2 separate regions of the Homo sapiens genome follow, and region 2 is linked to region 1. The links are chromatin contacts, found by Hi-C or POLR2A ChIA-PET in ENCODE. All regions are on one chromosome and are shown on one strand. Each heading gives the region's core, a stretch centred on a gene start or an enhancer-like site at or near the end of the contact. The rest is flanking DNA. Distances are from core to core; before and after follow the strand shown. Region 1 overlaps WT1 (WT1 transcription factor). Region 2 overlaps CCDC73 (coiled-coil domain containing 73).

Evidence for each region. A loop is a pair of places that touch in the nucleus more often than their neighbours do. ChIA-PET counts read pairs that join two places held with the same protein, here RNA polymerase II (POLR2A).
Region 2: a map with no recorded cell type shows a loop between it and region 1 (2.1-fold over the local background). The contact joins two enhancer-like sites. A Hi-C loop is called at or near these places in 1 of 37 single-sample maps with no recorded cell type. POLR2A ChIA-PET finds 5 or more read pairs at or near these places in 1 of 52 experiments (OCI-LY7).

The regions. Positions count from the first base shown.
Region 1 is chr11:32,419,762-32,422,461 of GRCh38, forward strand. All of the region lies in intron 3 of WT1 (WT1 transcription factor), which reads right to left. Among named protein-coding and RNA genes, the nearest start is that of WT1-AS, 14 kb to the right of the region's middle. RefSeq lists a silencer at 1,283-1,332. Within about 2 kb of position 1,360, at least 2 of the 41 ENCODE cell types and tissues checked have a DNase peak (open chromatin) inside an H3K27ac peak, as active enhancers do.
Region 2 is chr11:32,706,086-32,708,785 of GRCh38, forward strand. The region is part of intron 3 of CCDC73 (coiled-coil domain containing 73); the gene reads right to left. Among named protein-coding and RNA genes, the nearest start is that of CCDC73, 87 kb to the right of the region's middle. Within about 2 kb of position 1,371, at least 3 of the 41 ENCODE cell types and tissues checked have a DNase peak (open chromatin) inside an H3K27ac peak, as active enhancers do.

The sequences.
Region 1 (2,700 bases), core at 110-2,609:
CAGTTCGCTGCAACCTCAGTCTCCCATGCGCAAGCAATTCTCCTGCCTCAGCCACCCAAGTAGCTGGGACTACAGGCATCTGCCACCATGCCCGGCTAATTTTTGTATTTTTAGTAGACATGGGGTTTCACCATGTTGGTCAGGCTGGTCTCAAACTCCTAACCTCAGGTGATCCACCCGCCTCAGCCTCCCAAAGTGCTGAGATTACAGGCATGAGCCACCGTGCCTGGCCAATATTTTTAATGGCATTTTCTTGGCCCTCAGAAGGCAAATCTTCTCAAATACAAGGTCTATGTCTTACGTATATGACTTTTTCTAGTGTGTACTGTACTGTCTAATATGGTATACACTGGCCACATGTGACTCATGCCACACATTAAAATGATAAGATTTTTTGCTATATTGAGTCAAATATGCTATTTGAAAAATTAATTCCACAGCTTCTTATTTTTTGAATGTGGTTACTAGCAAATTTCAAATTACATGTATGGCTTGTGTTATGTTTCTATTGGACAGTGATGTTCTATAAGTTTTGGGACATTGAGCAAATCAGTTCAGCTCCCTGCCCCTCAGTTTTCTCATCTGTTCAATGGGAATATTAATCTCCATCAGTCTAACTGTACAGAAATGTTGTGAGGCCCATAAAAGGTAATGCCCTCAATGGCCCTTTGAAGATGATACAGATAATATACTTTAATTACTTTAATTTGTTCTAACCTACCAAATTTTGCACAGCACTTTCACACATTCTCAATACTGCTCACAACTTTGTGAGGCAGATGTAATTCTGAGTCCCCATTTATTAGATGAGGGTTGAGGCACAGAGAGATGCCCAGTGCTGGCATGCCTGAGCCCCCACCCTCACTCTGCCCTGCCCCTATGAAGGCATCCTGAGCCTCATCCTCTCATTACCATTTATATAATAATAATAATAACAATAATACAGACAAGAGTCTGGAGGTGAAAGAGAATATGCTCAAGGGAGCATCATGACCTACTCAGTCTCTAGAAAATGACGATGCTGCAAGATGCCCCATGTGTCCTCTTCAGCTCACTAAGGGCAGAGTGCCAAGATCCCAATAGAAGCCCCCTTTGCCATTCTAGCTGTCCTGATAGCTTAGCCTGCAAACTCTCAGAAGAGGAGAGAAGGTGGGGAGGATGTATGGGACAGAAGGACTTTCAGAAAATCCCCAAGCTACTAATAGGTTTCCTGAGGCCAGAGATAGGATCAGAGCACAGTTTTAACCACATCCTGCCTTTTGCTGGCTGGGGCTCCTCAGCTGCTCAGTCAGTGGGCCTGGCTGGCACGGCCTTTCAAATGGAAGTCAATGACAGCAATGACAATAACGGCTGCTGGGGAGGGGACAAAAATGTGAACTGGAGCTAAAAATACTGGGCCGAAGCATGCTCAGGCTCTGATCTCTTTGGGCAATCGCTCAACACCCAGCTCTCATCATGGAAGCCCATGGAAAGAGGCAGCTTCGTTCAAGGAATATAGAGCCTCTGGCAAATGAAGCATCTAATTACTCAATAACCACTGTAGGTGCCACCACCTCATTCCCAGAGGAGATCAGATAAGCAGGTGGTTTGGCTTACAGCGACCACTGTGGTCACGTAGGCATTTCAGCTCCAACCGTCTAACTCTGCCTGTTCGGAAGTGAACTTTCAAATTGCAGGCTGCCAAAATGTATTCCAAAAGTCATGGTGTCCTTTATATTTTTTAAGTAGATTTTTTTTAAAGTCACTTGTTTCCTATGTAAGAATGTTTGAAGTTGGAGGCAAAGGAAAGAGGAAAGAAACTTCTATAACTGGGATTAATGCAAGTTGGAGTAAAATAAAAGGAAGTCAGTCCTAGCAAAAAGGGGGAGCTTAAAAGGAAATCAGTAGTAGATCATATAGAGTTTGTTTTGGCCTGAACTGCAGTATTATTAAGTTCTCGACCTCTGCACAAAAAGAAAGGAAGAAAAAAAGCCTCAGCTGTTATCTAGATGAGAACTCCTCCACTCTTCAAACGCATGTGTGATTCAAGCACATTTTCATCTTTAAGTCTGTTTATTATATTCAGCAGAATAATTTGTGTCATCAAGGGAATAGAACCATCTAACCTGGCTGAGATCAGGGTCACCTCTGCCACGTAGCTGCTGGCTGGCCAGGTAACATCTTGGAAGAAGTAAAGAGCTGCCCCCAGAGGATAAAAAATAAAAAGGCTCAAAGTAGACATAACTGGCATCTGTGATTAGAATTCATGTTTCCAGCTTTTTCGGTAATAGCTGTGTCCCACACCAACAGAAAGGCCTCTGTGGGTGTACCTCTACCTAATAACTTAACAGAGGGTGCAGCCAGACTTCCACACACCCTTTTCCTGTGCTCCTCCCTTTGAGGTGCTTTGCAGCCTGCCTGCCTAGAAATTTCTGCCCAGCAGGCCATAATGAATAATTATTTCACAGTCACTCTCTTGGTATTGTAATTTCTCTCAAGCTCACCAGCTAACCAAAGAAAAACCCACTGGGGATTCCATTTCTATTAATAAACACTTGGTCAGCACAAAAGTTACAGGAATATTTGGAACTAGATTTTTCCTCCTCCCTGGAGACGAGTTTAATTCAAGCCTGTGGCTTTGATAACATTGCCCATCACCCTGGAAGCCGTTTCAGACCTTCCACCTTCTGCCTATCATTGCAGGAAACAAATATTGATTTT
Region 2 (2,700 bases), core at 121-2,620, 290 kb after region 1:
AGGAAACCAGGCAGATTTAGAAAAACTGTAGATGTTTGACTAAATCTTTCAGGGGCTATCCCCAAAGTTCTTCCTGTGAAAATAAAGGTGACTCTAACCACACCTGCAAGGAAGGAAGGAAAGAATGAGTCCACTGGAGACTTCAGGGATAGGTTCCTTGAGGAGTAGATTCTGAAGCTGTTGACTTCCAGCTCTTTCCTCAATTTTTGTGAATAGCCTTAAATACAGAACCAGGGAATTTAATATGTAACAAATTTGTAATGGGAAATAGCTCTACTACTAGATCTCCAAATCTACATCTTCAAAAAAAAGGCTTAGAACACAAATAAAATAAACTAATGGCTTCACAAATAAAATAACTAAATGTTCCCACTGCGGTCATCAAGCACTAGAGGAGAGTGCCTCTTGGTAAAGACACGTATAAGTACTTATACGCAGAAAGTACATTAGAAAAATAATTGTCATGGTCTAGCTAAGAAAATAAAGGAAAATAATCAGTGGGCAAATCAATGACACTGCTATGGGGAGAAATCGTGTATTCAACTTCTCATTTTATTCTCAAACTTGCAAAGAGAAATTTCTCTAAATATTAAAAGTAACCTCTCTCTTGAAGCCAATGAGCTACACAGATAGGGGTATCTCAAATAATCCACAGATATTCTCCCTGTTTCAGCCTGTTAACTGCCAACCTCGGTTCCCCAAATGAGAAATATTATTTTCCTTTACAACATCATGCCCATCAAATTAAAAGATAGGGATCTATTATGTAAACAGAATTGCAAAATTAAGTTCTCTCCTGTTTTTTATTTTCCTTTTCTTTTCCCTCAGATCCCTGATGACTTTCCTGTTCATAATCAGATCGTAGCTAATTTAGATGTTGACTTACTGGTAACTTTATGTATGATCAAACCAAATTGAAGATCTCCATGAAGTAGCACTTTGTGGGAAAAAAGTTTTACTGATATTGGCAGTAAGGTTCAGATCCACCCATCTAAACCTCTACCTAAGTTTACAAAATACCTCTAAAACCAGATGCTAAAGAAGAACTAAAGCCAATAGTCCAAAGGCCTAATAGAGAAAAGATGAGTCATACCTTATGAAGTATGACTGGTATAAAAATAGTCACAGTAAAAATGAGTCAGTCTTTAAACACTGTTGTTTCCCAGTCAAAAAACCCAGTGAATGAGGATAAAGATTTGTTCAAGACCTTAAGACCATAAATAAAATAAACATTTTACCCACTTCTTTGTATTACTGAGCCCAAGTACTATGTTATCTTCAGTGCTACTCGAAGTTACTTTTTTTTTTTTTTTAACCACTATAGATACGTGTTGTGCTTTCTATACTGTCCCTTTAGATCAAGATAGTCAACACCTATTTGTTTTTTCCTGGGAAAGTCAAAAATTTACCTGGATAGTGATGCGTCAGGGATTTACTGAGGAACCTCAAGGATATTAAATTTCCTTGTAACACTACACTTGCATAATATGGGGACAAGTTTTTTCGACGTTCTAAAGATGTGGAGAGTTGTAAGACTGATTCCATTTATCAACTTACTCTTTTAGCAAGGTCGTGAAAATTCCAAAAAAAGTTTAGAAGTTTGTCAGAACAAAGCACATTATTTACGGTATGATTAATCTCAAGGGGGTAAATGTATCACTCCTGATGAATTATAAACGATTCAATACTTTCCAAGGCTGGTTACTAAGAGACAATTAAGAATTTTTCTGGGTTTCACTGGCTGCTTCAGACAACAGGTTCCAAACATTTCTGAAATCACCCCCACCTCTATATAACTTACGTGCTCAATAATGGAACATCTCCCTCAGGAACTTAAATTTTGTGGCTTAAAAATAACTTTGGGTTCTTGTCATGAAGTCATTGCCTAAGCCAATGTCTAGAAGGGTTTTTCCAGAATTTTTATGGTTATTCTAGAATTTGTATGGCTTCAGGTCTTAGATTTAAGCCTTTGATCCATCTTGATTTGATTTTTGTTAAGGTGAGAGATGAGGTTCTAGCTTCATTCTTTTACATGTGGCTTGCCAATTATCCCAGCACCACTTGTTGAAAAGGATGTCCTTTCTTCACTTTATGTTTTCATTTGCTTTGTCAGAGATCAGTTGGCTGTAAGTATTTGGGTTTATTTCTGGGTTCTCTATTCTGTTCCATTGATCTATGTGCCTATTTTTATACCAGTATCATGCTGTTTTGGTGACTATGGCCTTGTAGAATAGTTTGAAGTCAGGTAATGTGATGTCTCCAGATTTGTTCTTTTTGCTTAGTCTTGCTTTGGCTATGCAGGCTCTTTTTTGGTTCCATATGAGTTTTAAAATTAGTTTTTCTAGTTCTGTGAAGAATAATGCTGGTATTTTTATGGAAATTGCATTGAATTTGTGGATGCTTTTGGCAATATGGTCATTTTCACAATATTGATTCTAGTTATCCATGAGCATGGGATGTGTTTCCATTTGTTTATGTCATCTGTGATTTCTTTCAGTGGTGTTTTGTAGTTTTCCTTGTAGAGGTCTTCCATCTCCTTGGTTAGGTATATTCCTATGTTTTTTTGGTTGTTGTTTGTTTTGCAGCTATTGTAAAAGGGGTTGAGTTTTTAATTTGATTCTCAGCTTGATTGCTATTGGTGTAAAGCAGAGCTACTGATTTGTGTACATTAATTTTGTATCCTGAAACCTTGTTGAATTG